Linked DNA regions of Mus musculus: region 1 is linked to region 2. A link is a loop called in an ENCODE intact Hi-C map of the cell type or tissue named here. Cell type or tissue: left cerebral cortex. All regions are shown on one strand. Links, peaks and the distances in the headings refer to the core of each region. The heading gives the core; the rest is flanking DNA.

Evidence for each region. A loop is a pair of places that touch in the nucleus more often than their neighbours do. Peaks named below come from ENCODE experiments on the same cell type or tissue, not always from the same donor. Only the 100,000 strongest peaks of a DNase experiment are listed, where the experiment ranks them.
Region 1: a loop joins it to region 2, with 2.1 times the contacts of the local background. A loop is called at or near these places in 25 of 42 quality-filtered maps.

Annotation. Positions count from the first base shown.
Region 1 is chr7:99,823,656-99,833,425 of GRCm38, reverse strand. It overlaps Neu3 (neuraminidase 3), which reads left to right and starts at 5,009. Exons shown (of 3, transcript NM_016720.2): 1 at 5,009-5,268. In left cerebral cortex, for the core only: a CTCF peak has its summit at 5,131; a DNase peak (open chromatin) is centred at 5,035; H3K4me3 peaks cover 1,153 bases; H3K27ac peaks cover 869 bases.
Region 2 is chr7:99,870,628-99,880,397 of GRCm38, reverse strand. Xrra1 (X-ray radiation resistance associated 1) reads right to left here. Exons shown (of 19, transcript NM_001164258.1): 4 at 8,941-9,116; 5 at 5,172-5,243; 6 at 4,108-4,180; 7 at 931-1,028. Gm38405 (a long non-coding RNA gene) reads left to right here. Exons shown (of 6, transcript XR_003946657.1): 5 at 4,799-5,292; 6 at 7,114-7,138. Among named protein-coding and RNA genes, the nearest start is that of Xrra1, 16 kb to the right of the region's middle. In left cerebral cortex, for the core only: a CTCF peak has its summit at 3,835 (motif pointing right); DNase peaks (open chromatin) are centred at 1,965, 3,844 and 4,252; H3K27ac peaks cover 369 bases.

The sequences.
Region 1 (9,770 bases), core at 825-8,824, 47 kb after region 2:
GCAGAAAGGTGATGCAGGTGATGATAATCACGTTTACTCAGCCTTAGACAAATGTGAGAGAAACTATTGTATGTATTTATGACATGAAGGTAGAAGTGAAACTGTCTTGAGGAACAAAGAGGACTAAAGGCGGGAAATTAGAAGTGGGGGAGAGCATGTTCTTGAGTGGCATGTATTTGCATGAAAATGTCCTTATGTAACACCACAGCATGCATAACGAATACACTAGATGAAGAAATGCTTAATACACAGGGAACTGGCTGGTTTTGTGTGTCAACTTGACACAAGCTGGAGTTATCACAGAGAAAGGAGCCTCCTTTGAGGAAAAGCCTCCATGAGATCCAGCTGTAAGGCATTTTCTCAATTAGTGATCAAGGGGGGAGGGCCCATTGTGGGTGATGCCATCACTGAGCTGGTAGTCTTGGGTTCTATAAGAAAGCAAGCTGAGCATGGCAGAGGAAGCAAGCCAGTAAGGAACATCCCTCCATGGCCTCTGCATCAGCTCCTGCTTCCTAATCTGCTTGAGTTCCAGTCCTGACTTCCTTTAGTGATAAACAGCAATGTGGATATGTAAGCTGAATAAACCCTTTCCTTCCCAACTTGCTTCTTGGTCATGTTGTTTGTGCAGAAATAGAAACCCTAAGACACATAGAAAAAAAAAATGGAATCAGCCCATGAACAACTCAGTCAACCATTCTAGGATTTTAGGTTAGGTGCTGCCCAAGAAGCAGGCTGTGGGCCAGAGTCTGGCAAGGTGCTTCTTATTCACTGCCCCTGGCATAATCACCTTAGAGGACCAGGGAATCCAATCTAAAGATACAGAGGGAGATGAGATGTGGTGCAAGCTTATATTAAGCTTGGGTAACCTCTCCTGACTGATGACTTCTAGAAATAAGTCTATGTTGACTCGGAATGGCCAGAACGTTATGCCCTCTTATCAGTTACTTATTTGATGTTGAATGTGGGTCAACCTGGGTAAAGGACTCAACTTGAAGGGAAGGGCCTTCTCCTGCTGAGGAAAACCCAGAATCACCTGATGTAACGACAGATGACTGATAGCTGGTCCTGCAGCTGTGGCTGTGGGCCTTCCTGGAAAGAGGACCTGCAAAGTGTGTCCCAGCGTCTATGACAGGAGAAAACCAGTTGATTCACCCTTCTGCAGAGTTCTCAACTGATAACCAAAAGCCTTGGAAATGGCTCTGAATTGTTTTCGTATTTTAGAAATAAACTTATATTTTCTATAACATCTTCTTGCGACAAATGGAGCCCCTTTGCCAACCTTTAAAGGGAAGACAGTGGTATTTTTCATTTCTTCCTTCAGTGTTTATTAGCTGGAGTTCTACTGTCAGGAAGAGCTCCCCTTCCCCTTGGTTAGTACAACTATTCACATCGGTATGGGCTTGGTTTTACTTTATTCTATGGGTTATATTCTCGCTACCAATATCTTCTAGCCCTAGGGATTTCATCTTTGGCCATTAAGGAGCTCCTGGGAAGGAACTCCTGGTCACTTTGTGACGTTTTGTACTTTATGTGCCACAAGGTGTTGCACACTCAGCTTGCTTTTTTCCCAGCTCCACCTCTGGAATCAGCTATTAGAAACCAAGATCTGGGGCCTTGGTGCTGACTGCTGGGAAGACTGAAAAAAACAGCTACAATGCTGTTAGTAAACAAAACCAAACTGTCACCTAATGTCTGCTCACTGGTAAAATCACCTCCATGTGTTTTCAGAATTCATTTATTCAATCTGGGACCCAAACAAGGTCTAGAAATTCAGTTTTGTTTGGTTTTGTAGTAGATTGAAAAGTTTTAATGTTTTGTCTGTCCCCTCCTCTCCCCTAGCCCTTTGACATTTGTGAATTTGGCCAGTTGTATCTTAATGATGCCATTTAACAGATTTTTCTACTCCCATCTTGTGTGTGCATGTGGTGGTGGTGGGGGTGACTGGGGACTGAACCAGAGCTAGGCAAGCACTCTACCACTGAACTACACCTTCAACTGTCAGATTGGTTGTTTAGCAGTAAGACGTTATACAGGAGCCCTCATAATAAACTGCTTGTGTCTATTTGTCATGCTATGCATAGTGTGCTCAAATGATTTTGGCTTGATTCATGCAGTACAGTGGGTCTCAGCCTTCCTAGTGCTCAGACCCTTTAATACAGTTCCTCATGCTATAGTGACTCCCACCCATAAAATTATTTCACTGCTACTTCATAACTAATTTTGCCACTGGCATGAATCATAATGTAAATATCTGATAGGCAGGATATCTGTCTGATATGCGACCTCTAAAGGTGTTGAAAGGCATATGTTGAGAACCACTGATCCAACACAAAGACTTACACTGGGCCATTATATGGTTCTAGCAGCCACCAAGCTATTGCAAACTAAGAACATTATATCAATTGTTTATTATTATTATTTAGTAGTAGTATTAGTAGTATTTAGGAGAACAGTGAGTCACCTTGGAATACAGCTTGTATAACAAAGCTTTATTCTACCTTCTACTTTTACTCTAGCTTTATTTTTCCATAGCACTCTCTTGAAATGACTGAGAGACTTTTTTCCATATGTCTATATGATGTTATGATATTTTAATTTTTTTCTATTATTTTATGTGTATAAGTGTTTTGCCGGCATGTATGTATGTGCTCTGTGGTGGTTTAAATATGCTTGGCCCAGAGATTGGCACTATTAGGAGGTGTGACCTCGTTGGAGGAAGTGTCTCACTGTGGCAGATAGGCTTTGAATCTCTCTTCCTAGCTGTCTGGGAGACAGTCTTCTGGATGCAGTCAGAAGAAGATGTAGAACTCTCAGCTCCTCTAGCACCATGCCTGCCTGAATGCTGCCATGCTTCCCACCTTGATAATGGACTGAACCTCTGAACCTGTAAGCCAGACCCAATTAAATATTGTCTTTGTAAGAGTTGCCTTGGTCATGGTGTCTCCTCACAGCAATGGAAACTCTAAGACATCACCATGTGCATGCCTGGTGTTCTCAAAAGTTAGAAGAGGTCCTGTGGAAGTGGAGTTAAGGATGTTGGTGAATCATCATGTGGGTGCGGGCACTGGGCCCTCTCAACTACTGGGGCACCTCTCTCCGGCACCATGTTCTCATAACATTAAACATTTAATCTAGTCCTTTGTAAGTTGTTATTCCCCTGCCCCCTTTTTACACGGGTTCTCAGTATGTAGCCCCAAGTCCTCTGGAACTTACTATTAAAACCCCTGCTGATTTAGAGCATGTGGTTCTCTTGCCTCTGCTTCTTCAATTCTAGGATAGGTGTGCAGCACTGCACCTAGCTGTTATTTTGCCACACATATTTGGTAGTAGGATCCTTGTTAGGTCAGCTCTTTGAGCATGGCCTTTGTTGCTTTCTTCTAGCTACCTTGTTTTCAAGTAAGACCAGATACTCAAAGCCTATGCTATACCTCTTTCCCCTGCTCTGAAATCAGCTGTTTTTCTTTGAAGTCCTAGTTACTTTTAGCAGGAAACTACTTTATTTTATTTCAGTGTTGTCAGGCTAATCTCTCATTATTTAAAAAGGAATGAAGGAAAATCCCATCCTGTTATGATCTTGTGTCTTAGGAAAGCCCATCCCTTAGAGCGTTCACTGCCGTACCCATGGTATTTGCTCAGGCTCAGGGATTCAAACTCAGTAGGAGTCAATGTTTTTCCATCCTTTAAGTTAATATTCCATCTTTCCCTTCATCTTTTGACAAATTCCTTTATGTTTTACTTGGTTCCAACAAAAAAAATGAGTTTCAATTGTTTCTCTCCATGTGAGTTCTACTTCTGAGTATCAAGTTCACTTCAAAGAAAGAAGACCCCATATTCTTACACTGGAACTAGAGGAGGCAGCCATTTGGGAGAGAAACTCCTAACATGACTGGGATGAAATAAAAGGAAGTCACTTTGCTCCTTGGTGGACAGGGCCCTGCCCCCTGGCATCCTCACAGGCAGAGGAGGAATGGGGTCCGGCCGAATCGGCCCTGCTGTGCTGCTTTCTATCTTACTGTGGTTAGACCCACACTTGGGGGTGTGATTTCTTATATTATAAGGTGAAGGGTGCTATCATACATCTTACTATTATAAGTCAAATACAAGTCACTCCCCACAGGGTAATGCCACTATGCTAAATGTCCTAGTTCATTATGTTAACCTGGTACATAAGGAACCACTGTGAATTTTGATACCAATGTACTCCACATCTTGGTTTTTATGTTTGTTTGTTTGGGTTTTTGTTTTGGTCGTGACTTTTTCATTTTCTTTTTAGTCTCCTCTGGTAGCCTTGTTGACCTGATGGGTTTTGTTTGTTTGTTTGTTTCGGTTTGTTTTTTTGTTTGTTTGTTTGTTTGTGTTGTTGTTGTTTTTTTTTAACAGTCATTTTTAGCTTTCTTTGTCCCCACCCCTGGCTGATCTCTTAGATGCTGCAGTGTGTCAAGAGGGGCCTTTTCCTCTTTTGATTTTGGTAGGTGGGGAAGAATGGGATGGTCCTTGCGTGTGATTGTGAAACAAGAGAATGGATTCAGTACTTGGTGACAGATACATGTATGTAAATGTGTGTAGACAATATACAATAAGTTATCGAAGGTACAGGAGAGTGAACCTAGGACGTTGCACCTGCTAGGCGAGTGCTCTGCCACCTAACTGGTTTCTCGGCTCTGTTTATACTTTTTTTTAAAAATCTTGCGAGAAGGGCAATTGTTCAGGGTGGCCTTAAACTCATTTTGTAGTCCAGACAGATGAAATTTAACAGTCTCTACCACACTAGCAAAGTCCACAGCCCCGCACCACCAGGCCCTGATAAATATATACATTTTGGAACCTTTTGCAAGGAGAATGTCCAGTGCTTTGTGTGAAAACACCCCCTTCCACCTTTTATCTTTTTAGGAGTCCCCTCTGAGCCTCGGAACCTTTGTTCGACAATTAGACTGTCTAGGGAAGTTTTAGGCGGTGATACCTTCCACAGACCAATCGTTAAGGGCGTGGAGAAGCAAGCAGGGCGGGCACTGCGCGGTGAAGGGGCGTGGCCTGGCCGGGGAGGTTGACACCCAGACGCTGCTCTCAGTCCTCTGGCGCCTGCTCCCCAGCGCATTCCTTCTGCTCCTGGGATATTTGTCTCATTACTGCCAGTTCTTGCGCAGCGGTCACTGGGTTCGTTTCAGCGTCTGTGGTTTCTGTCGCTGTTATCCAGTCTCCATCGCCCCAGCTCAGCTTCAGGCCTTCTTCCGAGACTCCACGGGAGAGCCCAGAGAGCCTCCGGAGCCGGTGAGCTGGGGTGAGAGTCACCCGGAATTCGGCCGGGGACTGTGGGGACCTGCATCAGGAAGGAAGACTGAGTCAGCCAGAATCAGCTAGGACCATTCTACTTTTGCTTTCTTCCATCTAAAGCCAAACTTCAGCTGTAGTTTAGAACTGTGGGAACAAACCGAGACTGTGAAGTCTTCTTACTATAGAGGAGTTGTGGGCGACCAAAAAGGTTCCAAGGTGGAATGTTTTTGATACTAGATTTGCAACTGAGTGGTCTCCCCTAAGTTTTCCTCTTCAAACAAGGCTGACTTCAGAAGTCGTGCTAAACTGTACTCTCCCCAAGAAAGAGAATAGAGAGGACTTGGTTGGAAGGTGAGAGAGTATGGAACAGTAATTAATAATCAGAATTATCTGCTAAAGCAAACAACTCCAAAGCAGACCTGTACTAGATTCTTCTCAGCCCCTAGTTCTGAGCACATAGTTTGGGTGAATCCTTTAGGTGTGACCAGGCCACTGTGTTACCACTGTCATCATTATTATTAGAATAATCATAGTGAAAATTAATGACAATTTAATTGTTGAGGTGATGGCAGAACCAAAACTGAATTGTAAAAAGGTCAGCATTCACAATAATTAAAGACATCAATTTGTATAGTGCCTTAACGTTTATAAAGCATTTTTGAATGGTCCTGATAAGTACACATTACTAACCTTTAACAAATGAGAGCCAGTCATGGGGCCTGGCTCCTGTTAATCCAAGCACTCAGGAGGCTGGGGCATGAGAATCACAAGTTCAAGACCAGCCCAGGTGCTAAGAGGAGGTTGTAATTGATAGAATAATGCAGTGCTTAATGATGGGGCTTGGTACTGAGAACACAACAATGATGTGGTTTCATTGTGAGAACTTCATCAGTGTGTATGCACATCGTATGGCTCAGCTAGGCTGTATGGAGAATATATATATATATATATATATATATATATATATATATATATATATTCCATATATATGCCTATTGCGGCTGGAGCCATGATGAGTGAAACATGAAATGAAGTCAAACACAAGAAAAAATGGTGTCAAGAGATTCTGAAAGCATGGATTGTGTGAGGCTGCTGCCAGCTAAGGTAATATGCTGTTTCACTGTAAATGTTTGTAAGTTTGTATTCCAAGATAATAACAAAGTGTAGTCTAATGAATGATTGCAAGCCAGTAAAGTAGCTTTTTGTCATTTCAAGTTGTATGAGCTGTACATAGATATTTGTATATGACTGACATCACAAACGTGTTATATGTCTGGGCTGTGATACTGGTGTCTAAGATGTCTGTGGGTGATGGGAACTTTAACACAATTAGAATCTGTGGGACCACCACACACACACACACACACACACACACACACACACACATATTCAGTCTAGTATTACATTGTATATAGTACATGACTACTGTTCTACATCAGTTTCAGGAGTCAGAAATAATGTGCCCTGTTTGGCATGGTGGCACAAACTAACTAACACTCAGGAGCCTAAGGTTCTAGGATAACAAGTCAAGGTCAGTCTGGGATACAAAGTAAGACATTGTTTAGGGGGGAAAATTAATGATTTATTTATTATTTCAATTTATAACTGAAAAATAGTGATATAGTGACTGCCATGTCTTGTGCAATAGGCTTTGTAACAGCTACTTCAGGCTTATTTGTTCTTTTTATGTAGAACTGAATTCATTTTATAGATGAGGATCTGCAAGCAGTAAAAGCTGTTAAGTACTCTAAGCTATGCCTTTCATTATGCACTGCCCGAAGTGGGACTCAGAGACAGGCATCCTTAGAATAGAGCCAGCCCAGTGGTGCATGGAAGGAGAGAGCTGGACTGTGGCGCACAGGCATGCTCTAACATGCCGACAAGACAGTCCACCCAGTCGTTTGATTAAGTGGTACAAGTCCCAGCCTGGAAGGAAGGGCAGCTTTTCTTGACTCAGAGGCCACTTCTCTCACTCTTCTCACAGTAGTGAACCACCATTGTCTCAATGTAATGATCCATTGAGTCATTCGTACGTTCCAGTTTCTCTTGCTTGACTCAGGCTGCAGACCGACGCAGTGCAACATTCCCCCGTATCTCATTACCCAGAAAGCTGCCTGAGAGACTGGTCTAAACTGACCGATTTTCCTGTCAGAAACTCTACGGTGGCTCCCTGTCTGTAGGATGGATACCACAATAAGGTGACGGGTTTGTCGGGATCTAGCTCTGCTGGTCAACTTAGTCCCGTCTTTGCTCACAGGTCTTTCACGCCCCTCACCACAGTCACACTAGCCGACTGAAAGCGCCCACAGCTCACTGTTGTCTGTTACCCAAACCCGCAAGCTCGCTGCTTCTTGCCCCATCGCTTGGCTGACCCATATAGAGAGATCTTCACTCTCTATATTCCAGTTCATCTATCCCTGCACTCACTCAGCCAGCAAATCCGAGCCAGAGCCTATCACGGACCACGCCTGGTTCTAGGTGAGGAGATAATTCCCATGTGTAATTGAGGGGTGCAGTGAGGAAGCCACACAGGTGGCAACCTCTTCAGAGATTTGGGGGGGCTGTAGGAGAAGATAAAGTAGTGGCCTTTACTGACAGATGGAAGCCCACTCTAGAAGGTGACTGAGGAATGCTGAGGGTCCCCTGGGTTAGCAGAGAAAAGGCAGAGAGAGAGAGGAGCAGACCGGTGATAGCCAGAACTACGGGAGCAGGAAAGATAGCAGATATGGTGGGAGAGTCCCGCCTGACGGAAGGAGGGCAGGTTAGCTGGAATAGCCTGGGAACTATTGTGGGGCCTCTGATCTGCTGGAAGCCTGTTTGGTTTAGTAGAAACTAGAGGCCCTCTCCAGAGATTACGGGCCTGTAGGAGAAGATAAGAGCGTAATGGCTTTTCCTGGCAAACAGAAACACACTTTACAAGGTTTCTGAGGAGCACTGAGTGTTCACTGGGTTAGAGTCCAGCCTGGGATGAGCACAGACTGCCATCTTGGGGTGTTGGGACCTGATACCGTGGATCTTTTATTTTGTAGCATGCATTGAGTATGTACGCTATGGGAGACCTCCGAGAGTGAGAAGTCCTGTGGGGAAACAAGCAGGGAACAAGGCACAGAGGCGGCAAGCCGTTGTCAGATAACAGCCCAGCGACTGGATGATATCTGCGCACAGCTTCGGGAGGGGAGGTAGTAGATGAGGTTTGACCAGAACTTAGGGAAGTGAGGTAGGGAATTGTGTGACTATCTGAAAAAGAATGTCCCAGGCAGAGTAGGTAGCTAGCTTGGCCCAGTGTTACCCTCTCAGAAGGTCTTTTGCTGGGGCTTTGAGCTGCACAGCTGTGTCTTTGCTATTTGCGCTTGTTGTTTATCTCTAAGACAATGCTCACTGCTTCATATCTATCTTTGTGTGTATCTCCCCCCTCATTCGTTCTAACCTTGAGAACAGGTGTCTCCTCAACACCAGTGTAAGGGCCTAATATATGTAGGCCCAGAAATGTTTATTGAATAAATACTGAGGGAGGATTTATTGGCCTAGCTCTTATGGATTCCTTCCTTCCTTCCTTCCTTCCTTCCTTCCTTCCTTCCTTCCTTCCTTCCTTTCTTCATTCTTTCTTCCCTTCTTCCCTTTCTCCCTCCTCCCTTTCTTTCTTTCTTTCTTTCTTTCTTTCTTTCTTTCTTTCTTTCTTTCTTTCTTTCTTTCTTTCTCTCTTTCTTCCTTCCTTCCTTTCTTCCTTTTCTTTATTTTCTTTTCCTTTCTTTTCTTTCTCTCTCCCTCTCTCTCTCCCTTCCTTCCTTCCTCCCTTCCTCCCTTCCTTCCTTCCTTCCTTCCTTCCTTTCTTGTATAAATTGTTTGAATATGGGCATTGGATAACAGATAATTTGAAAGAAGCTTAAATCTTAAAGTTTATTTTTTTCTGTTTGGCCTGAGTCCCTTTTGTGGCCTCTGGGGAGTGGGGCTTTTGGGCTATTTCAGTTTCTGGAGGCTTCTACTATTAGTGTCACAGACCTGCTAGCCTAGCAAATGGCAGCTAGACTTTCACAAAGACCCATGTAGCTGAATTTGCGGAAAAAAAAAATAATCTCCAAGGGGCTGAGAGTAAGAGCAAACCCAGAGCCAGAGTAGCAATCCCTTGAGCTACACACAGCGGGTCACATGCAAGAGTGTGGCTTTTAACACACTTGTCACCCCAGCCAAAGCTACAGGTCTACATGCATTAGACCACCCAGAACTGAGATCACAGCACCAAGATGCGTCCCTTGAGAATCTCCACCCTCTGTTGTGTGCACCCCTCACACAGTGACTAGAGGACAAAGCCCTCTTACTGGCACAGATGAGAAAGCAGGCTGTCTTTTTTCTGAGGCTTCAGGATGGGGAGAAAGCTTTCCTGGTGCTTTGTTAATCTCGAATGTTACTCAAATTAATTTGAGTAACCTGGGAACCCAATGGACGTATCTAGAGAACAGAGTTGTTGCATGAGGGTGCATGATATCTGCTTTGGGCAGTTG
Region 2 (9,770 bases), core at 773-8,772:
GCTTGCAGATTTAAGCTACTAAAGCTAAGCACACGTAGACATGTTGCTAAGGTGTGAATGAAAGTACTTTACTATAAGGCCAGCACACAGGGAAGGACACACTACTCAGGGAGAGAGTGAGCCTGGCCAGGGGCTGAGCCCCACTTCCAGCACTATTCCCCAATTCTTGTGTGCAGTGACTCTCAGGTAGTGACAAAGCCTTCATTCCCTTGTTAAAAAAAAAGTGGCCCTTGAGCCTTTATCAAAGTCAAAAGAGGTAAGAAAGTATGAGGCTATGCAAGGCAGACTTTCTGTATTTTCTATCCCAAGGTTCTGAGAACTAGAGATGTGCATGGGGTGTGCCCGCGCCTCTAGTGTGCTGTTGAATCCACGGGGGCCTTGTGTGCCCATCCTCATCTTCAGGTCAAGGGACTACCCCAGTCCGCTGGGACCAACCTCGCTTACTGAGGTCAGGGTATGCTTTGGTATTGGTCCACATAGTCTCTAGCTCACTGCACCCTGCTTTAAAGCTGGATTCAAGCTCTCTAAACACCTAAGGAGATATATCTCCCATGAAACTCTTCCTCCTATGATACTCCGTTTAAACTCACTTTTCTATAGATTCCTCTGAATATGAATGACCCTTGGCACTTACATTCCAGGGTCATACACCTTGGCCATAATTACCTGTCTGCCATCAGTACCACTAACACTATTACCTTCACCACCATCACCACCACCATCCTCCTCCTCATCATCATTATCATTGTCATCATCATCATCACCACCACCACCATCACCACCATCTTCTCCAGAGGCCAGAAGCAAGAAGCAAGAGCCTAGCAGTGAAGGCCCAGAGAACCTTTGTCCAAAGTCATAATCTGTCGAGATGCCTATACTCATTCTTACAGGGGAACAGGTAGGATCAAAAACTTCCTACCTCCAACTTACTTCCAATGTCTTGAAGTCTCCATATTTCACGTAGACCATCTTGATGCCATTGAACGCAAGCTCCAGTTCCTTTAGAACTGGAAATGTGTGAAAGACATCTACATGGAAACGGGGGGGGGGGGAGAGAAAGAGAATAAGAGAGGATCTTGAGCTTGGAAAGGCTTACAGAGGAAGATGCTAATGATCATTCACTGAGCTTCCAGCTGTGGGCGATGCTTTATGTTGCAGACCTCAGATCTCTAACCATAAGGTTGGAGAGATGGTTTGGAGGTTAAGAGAATTCCCTGCTCTTGCAGAGTATAGTTCAGTTCCCAGCGTCCACCCTGGGTGGCTTCCAACTGCCTGTTACTTCATCTCTAGGGGATTCCAAGAAAAATTTAAACCTCTAGCTACTTCACTAACAAGAATCCATTCATCCTATCACTGAGGAAATGACATCTCTGGAAGGCTAAGTGACTTATTTGAAATAAGGTGGCTGGTAACTGGGAAAACTAAGGCTCGAATGTTAAGTCTGTTCAAATGGAAGGCCTGTCCATTTAAAACTGATATATATTATTTTCTCTTCCCAATCCAGGGGCCAACCTAAGGGTCTTGTGCATGCTAGGCAAACTCTCTACCACTGAGCCACACTCCTAGATAACCTCTGATTAGAGATGCTAACATGCTTACCCCAAATAGTCAAACATCACGGGGAAAAATGTTCCTTTAATCCCAACATTTAGTGTCAACTGTTCAAAATTTTATGTATATACCTAATATTTTTCTCATGTATGTATTGAAATACAGTTTTCTTCTTATAAAAACAGAATACATGCTGTACAGTGGCTTTTCTCCTTTCACAGTTTGATGTGAAGATTATTCCAGGTTAAACTTGTCCAGCATCTTAGTTATCTTTCTAGTATAGACATGCACTCGCTTTTCCTGTTGGTAGTGTGTAACCTATGTGGGAGGGAGGTAATCAAGGACTCCTTCTTGCATGACAACTGGATCTTAGATTCACTTTCTAGGCCTGTTTCCCTGGTAACCTAAAGCACATGCTATGGTAACTGTGTTACTAGGCAACTATTGCTTGTGGTAAAAATGACTGCAGAGTGGAAAATTATGTCTGGACCAGGAGAAGGTATAAATTATAAATGCCCGAAGGGGGTGCTTCTCTTTAAGTGGTGACTCCTAGAATCAGACATGTCCTTCATGGGTATTCTGTAATATAGACCTATGGAATGGCACATTGGTTCCTGTGTTGATGAGATTTCCAAACAAGGGTGATCCCTGCATTTACCCAATGAGAGTTTCTGTCCAGCACCCAGGGTGACTCTTGGCTAGTGGACAACCCTGCAAGAGAGTCAACCATGGGAACTCCACTGTAGGACTCCTGAAATCCTACAGGAACACAATGTAGAATCACTTAGAAGCTTCTAAGTGAACCTGGTGTACTATGTAGCCTACAAGAGCTTGAGAGTCAGGAGGCTCAGTAAGGTCAAATAAGACACTGACTGGGGGAATTCCCTTGGGTAAGTCTCTTTCTGTGGAATATATTCCTAGAAACAGAACTACTAAAGGCAGTGACTATCTCAACTTTTAAAAGATTTATTTATTTACTTATTTATTATATGTATATGTTCCTGTGTGACACTGTGTGCAGTAAGTATGTGCAGAAGCCAATGAAAGTGAGAAGAGGTCACTGGATCCTCTGGAACTGGAGTTACAGGTGGCTGTGAGTGGCCCCCATGGGTGCTAGAAATTGAACCCAGGTCCTCTGCAAGAGCAGCAAATACTCTTAACAGCTGAGCCAGATCTCCAGCCTCATCTTAAATTTTAAGAGACATTGCCAAATTTCCTTTAAGGACTCACACAACTTTCTTATATTTGACTTTCACCGAGAGTCTCCCTTGACTACGCAGGGCTGGCTGTGGTTAGCATCTTTCATACTTGCCAATATTTGATGGACATAAAACTGTGTACTGGTGTTATAGGTGGCTGTGAGTGACCCCCATGTTTTTGTCCTTAATGAAGCTGGGCATTTATCAGGCCTTTTGGCCTGTTTATACCAAGGCATTCCTAGCAGAATACACTTTCTTCTAAGGCAAGGATCTTATTAGATGCTTTGATGGACGCTATCCTCCAACTCATTGAAACAAACTCATTGACACACCCCTTCTAGAACTGTCTCTGGGTATCCCCAGCCTCATCCCTGCCCCTGTGATTCCCATCTCTTCCCAGATCACTCTCTCAATCCCCTTCACTCCCCATCTCAAGCTTCATTCCCCTCCCATGGAAAACCCCTCCTCTCTGAGATTCCCTGGTTAAAAGCCTTCCACGCCTCTTCTGTCTAGAGGACTAAGCTCAACTCTCAAAGCCCTTGATAATCAAGCCCTTGCCAGTGCATCTAGCCTCAGTTTTTCTCCCCATGTATGCCTTGTATACAATCTTCCCAACAAGGCAGTATCATTCCACAGCTGCCCTTCAATCCAAAGCACCGATTCCTGAGTCAATTTCTTGTGTGTGTGTGTGTGTGTGTGTGCGCGCGCGCGCACGCGCACATGCAGGTGTCAGAGGACAGTTTTTCAGGAGATGGTTCCCTTCTTCTATCATGTGAGTCTCAGGGATCAAATTCAAGTCACCAAGCTTGGCAGCAGGTGCTTGCAGCCACTCGACCATCTTGCTGGCCCAGTGTATTTATCTTTTGATCCAGTCTCAGGCACTCTTTCCTAGGTTTCCTGACTCACTGGACTGGGTTAAAGTCCCTCTGGGATGCACACCTGGTGTCTCCTGATTTCCCTGTACCAGTACTTATATGTACCCTGCTTTTGATCTGAGTCTGAAACCATCTCTCCTACTAACCATAAGCTCTCCAAAGCAGCAACTGGGCGCCTTTCTCGATAAAGGCCACACAGTCCTGGCACCAGCAGGGGGCACTGTAGATCTGCTGAATTAAGGCTTTCTCTCTCACTGGAGTTTGCAAGGTGGCCTGCCAGGCTGCAGGAGAGGATTATCTGTGTTTGTGGAGAGGAGCTTCAGCTGACAGGGAAACCTTGGTGAGTGACACTTCAGCACCAGAGTCGAGATCTGTGCTCTCTCCAGAGCCATGAGAGTCCAACCTCAGATGGACAGACAGACAGACAGACAGACATATCCTTTGTGGGCCAGGAGGACAGTTTCTAAGAAGAGAAAGCTCACCTAGAGGTAGCAGGTTTTCAGAGGCATTGATATAAATCACAGACGTAAAATGTTTGAAGTCCTTTTCCTTTGCCTGTCAGAAAGCATGCCAGAGAAACACAGGATTAGTTCCCTGCCCGGGAGCCTGCAGAAAAACCAGAGCAGCTGCTAAGAGGACAGATGCCTAAAAGGGACTGAGAGACATTCTTAGTGCAAGAGCAGCCACGTGGGGAGGGCTATGGGGACTTCTCTGTTTTCTTCTACCCTGAAATACTTCAAACATATTGAAACACACGCTGAGTGATACTTTGAAGATGTAGCCACCGTGACCCAGTTTTAAAGACCTGAGTCTGAACTGTCTAAACTTGAAAGAAACTATTAGAAGACATATGGCCTCTATTACCACACCCTCCACAGGTCTCCTCAAACCCTACGCCTTATCCCTGCTCTTAGTTTTTGTGTATATAACATATACACCAATGTTTATGCCCACCAATTATACATAGGGTTATTTACATGCTTTAAGACTTTATATTCATACTATGGTACGAATGTGTCTTTATGCTTGAGAGTATGGCTTTGAGATTTGCATGAGATGTGTATAGCTCTTTGGAGATTAAACTGTGTTGATACACATAGGTCTAATTTGTCCATTTGAATTCCTTGCTTGAGTAAATGACAAGTTATCCTCTTCTGCTGTGTACACATTTAGACTGGCTCAAAACTTCCATCGTTGTAAACAAGGTGCTACACACCTTCGGGCACATCCTTCCTCCGCGTAAGAGTTTCTGTATCCCTACCGTACGGTGAGCTCATGTGATGGGAACTCCACACAAGGAGTTAGTCTCAACCCGTGCCCTCGTCTCAAGAACAGATTCTTCAGGTGAATTTTTCTCATTCACAGAATACCAAATTCATAGCAAGGTTTGTGTATGAATAGTTTCCGCCTGTGTCTGCCCATCTCTTCTCCCTCTTTCTATAAGACTAACTTCTAGTTCCCAGGAACTGTGGAGGTGCCATACACAAAGCAAATCGTCCAGGTCCCCTGACATCTGGCTCAGTCACGTCTTTGATGCTGGCCTCACCTTGGAGAACTTCATGCCGCTCACGTTGATAGTGCAAAGATCTGATGGCTTCCTGGCAGAGTGGTGCTTCAGCTGGAACACAGGACACAAGAGTTGGTCCCCGCGGTCCCAACAGAATGGAGTAAGTGGAGTTATTTCTGTTGAGTGTTTTCTCCCTGGGCACTCTCATGGACTTGCTGTTTGTTTGCGTGTGCATTCATTCAGCCATTCATTCATTCATTCATTCATTCACCAAATACTATCTGAGCACTACTTTGGGCACAGACTGTACTGACTATATTAACAAACTTTTCTTTAACCCAAATTGAACCCCCTTTAATGTAAATAGTGTTTTTTTAAATACTTATTAGTTGTGTTAAAGAGTTTAGCTCTTACTTCCAGTATTACTTTAGTTAAAGAGTTTAGTTCCCCCTTTTAATGAGGTTAAGAGATGAACGGTGCCTTGTCTGAGGCCCTGTAGCTAGAAAATGGTGGATCTATGATTCGGATTCAATCTGTACTTATTAAGCTATGCATCTTTTGCCTGCCCTGTGTCACTGTATACAATGGAAAAGTTAGGGTCAGATATCAGCCTCAGAATATCTCCTAGTTCAGTGCTGCAGAATTCCTTGTCCCAGCTATGATGGCCTGCCCCATATGGTGCCTACTATGAAAAAACTCTACACAGGCTCAGAGAAGACAGTGGGGAAGCAGCAGGTGCCTTCCATACTTTCTCAGAGTGACCATTTAGTGGAAAGGCAAATAGCAAATACTTAGGAATATAATGATTATTTTAAAGGAGAAATTCAAAATCCAGTGGGATGTGGAAACAGGAGGCCTCAACCTCAGTCTTAAAAGGAGGAAAGATTTCTTTGAGGGTGTGATTTTCTAGCTGAGAGCTAAGCTATAGATGATCCTATGCAGTGGGCAGGGAGTACGAAGGCCTCCCAGGCAGGAGAAGGCAAGATATTTTTAGAGAGGGAGCTCTGAGACCATGCGGATCCACACTGGCTCTGAACAAGGGAGTGGATTAAGTAGGGGCTGACAGCAGTTTCATAAAGATCAGCTTGTCTGACCTACTAAGAAACGATAAGAAGACAGAAGAGACCAATGTGCCAGATGTTGTTAACGACATTTCTAGCAAGATCTTTTACCCACTGAGCTATCTCGATGTCCCTAAAGAAAAGCATTCTAATTGGTCTGAACTCGTTAAGAGTTATGTGATTAGAAGGGGTGATAGTAGCTTGGTTCAGAATTGTAGCAGAGGACATGAAAGGAAGTAGGTGTGATGGCTGTTTAATACAAGTTCCAGGACTTGGTAATGTGGGAGTGTCTACAGAGGGCGAGAGGCAAGTGTAAACTATAACTCCTGGTTACTAGCTCAGTGACTGGCTAGTTAGTGCCAATGGAGAGGTAACATTACCCAAAATGATGCATTGGGGATGTGGGGTTAATGGCATAGGTGCAGTAGTACAATCTGAGGTGCCAGTGAACTGACAGGCAACATAGAGATCCCATTGCCCTGAAAAGCATTCTCATTGTTTCCTCTACCCAAAGCAGCAGTGCAGGTAACAAACCATGCCGGTTAATATGGGAACTCACACGGGGACGGTCATTCCCCTCCCCCCCACCCCACCCCCCACACACACATACACACTCAACTGCTGGAAATGCTAGGATGCAAACCCAGGGACATCCAAACACTTCATGATCATCTTAAAAATTAACTTTATTTTATTAACTTTATACCTGGGTGATTGCCTACATATATGTCTGTGCATCACATGTGTGCCTAATATCTGTTGTGATTTGAATATGCTTGGCCCATAGGGAGTGGCACTATTAGGTATAGCCTTGTTGGAGTTGGTGTGGCCTTGTTGGAGAAGGTATGTCATTATTGTGGTGGGCTTTTGAGACCTTCCTCCTAGCTGCCTAGAATAGTCAGTTTTCTGTTTGCCTTCAGAACAACATGTAGAACTCTCAGCTCCTCCAGCACCATGACTGCCTGGATGCTGCCATACTTCCCGCCATGATGATAATGGCCTGAACCTCAGAAGCAGTAAGCCAGCCCCAATTAAATGTTGTCATTTATAAGAGTTGACGTTCCCATGGTGTCTCTTTATGGCAATGGAAACTAAGACACCTGCAGATGTTAGCAGAGGGTTTCAGATTCCCCTGGAGCTGGAGTTACAGATGTTCTAAACTTTCATGTGGGTGCTGGGAGTTGAACCTGAGCACTCTGGAAGAACAGCTATTGTTCTCAACCCCTGAGACATCTCTCCAGCCCTCAAGTCCCTCGTTTAAAATGGTGCAGTGTTTTGTTTGTTTTTAAAAATCCCATGTATACCCTCCTTTATACTTCCAATTATCTCTGAGTTATTGATAATACCAAATACATGTAATATGTATATAGTGGAATAATATGTAAACAGTTGTTATGCCATATGGTTTAGGGACTAGGAATATAGTGGATATGCAGGGTCAGTTGTATTTGAGAATGAGGGGAGAAAGAGTACCATGGAGTGACATGGTCTGCCCTACCTCAGTACTGCTGTTTCCAACCTCTGTACTCCCAGTGAGTGAGGAGCCATCCTAACAGATAAACAAACCCCACAGGCTCCAAAGCTTGTGCTGCTCAGGGAGGTGAGGTGGACCAGGCACTTTCTCTTTCGATCTCTGACACATGAGTCTTAGGACTTACCAGCAGAGTGTGGGAACAAGCAAAGCTGCCAGACTTTATCTCAGGGAGCAATAAGAGCCCATGCTGCCCACTAGTATATATTCACAAAACCCATCTTTCTCTGCAAAGCTACTGAAGCACTGCATAGAACAGATGTGAATCTGCCTGGCTGGTCTCTAACCTACCATCCCAGGTCTCTTCAGAGAGCCTGTCTCAAGCTTGGGGTCCTCCTGCTTCCAGACAAATGCTAAAACCAAAGGACAAAGGCTGTGGAAAAGCGGGACCTCCCTGGTCTCACTGGCTCCTGGAGAAGTCACCACAGAGCAGAGCACAGCACAGCATGGTGCACAGGGCATCTCTCGTTCCTCCACAGTGCTGGCATAGAATCCTCAGTTTACCTTTTATTTCTGAAACACTCTTGCCTTTCCAACTGACATAAGACTTTTCACTTTGTTTGTTTTGTTTTTGTTTTTGTTTTTTCGAGACAGGGTTTCTCTGTGTCGCCCTGGCTGGACTTTTCACTTTGTAAAGTGTCTTTTTTCTCTCTCTCTCTTAGAGCCAGGATCTCACTAAGTAGGTTCACAGAGATTTACTGCCTCTGCCTCCCAGAGTACAGAAATTAAGGGCATGTGCCATCCTGTGTAGCCATTTTACATAATATAAAGGTACAGGTTTTTGAGTCAGTAGATCAGGGTTTTTTATCCCAGTCTGGCCACTCACTCACTGGCTGTATGTGGGGCCTCTTTCCCTGTCTACCAGTGGCAGCAATACAGTAAGGACGGCAATCCTGGGCCTGCCTTGGGCGCAGGATGTATGTAAAGGTTTCACGTGTTAAATGACATCTCCAGGGTGAGTTCATCATGCTGCCATCACTCTCATAGCTTGAAGTCAGGTGAGAGCAGTGGTACCTGGGCAAGACCAGTCCTTGCCCCTGGTCAGACAAAGTAGAGGAGTCCTCATCCCTCTCCCCTCCATCCCCCTCCCCCTTCCCCTTTCCCCCTCCCCCTTCCCCTTTCCCCCTCCCCCTTCCCCCTTCCCCCTCCCCCTCCCCCTCCCCTCCCCTCCCCTTAGATAATGCTGTCAGCTACTTAGGAGTGCCTTTTCTCTCACCAGAAAAGACCGGTCCAAAATGTGTCCAAGAACGTCTGCCTGGCTATCCCTCCGAGATATTTTCTTCAACCCAGTATCGAAAGAAACCTTCTTCTGGCTTTCCTGACCTTCGGTGGATGCCTTAGCTGCACCTTTCTTCATGCTGCCTTTCCGGACCACTATCCAGTGTCCCCGGCCTGTGGGGAAGATTGGAACAGTGAGTAAGGCCAAACGCCTCTGAAAACAAGGATATGAATACAGAATATTTGTCTCTAATGCGTAATTTATCTCTAATTTATCTCCTGAGTACTACACTACCAAGCACTCACTACTGCTGAAGTGTCTGTGCACATGTCTCATTCGAGAGCCTCTAAACTCAGTGAGGCGTATACTATGGATGAACTGGCTTATGATAAAAGAGGGGGATGGCTGCACAATTCCTTCCTCATCTCCCAAGGCTACTGTTCGGTTAAGAGACAGGATCAGATTCTTCCTGTTATGTGATGTCTTCCCTGATCCCTGTCAGCACGAAGGATTAATCTCTCAATGCTAGGCTCGGTGACCTCAATTTTATACATCAGCAAAAAGACTAATATGACTCCTAGGGATGTAACTCTGTTGGCCAAGCGTTTGCCTAGCATACACGGAAACCTCAGTTTCCCCCGCCCCCTCACTACATAAAACTTGTTATAGTGGAGCACACCTGTAATCTCAGTATTCAGAAAGTGGAACTAGGAGGACCCAAGGTCACCCTTGGCTACACAGCAAGTTTAAGGCCAGCCTGGGTTACATGGAACCCTATCTTAAAAATTGAAAAAAACAAAACAAAAAAACAAAATAAGAATATGACG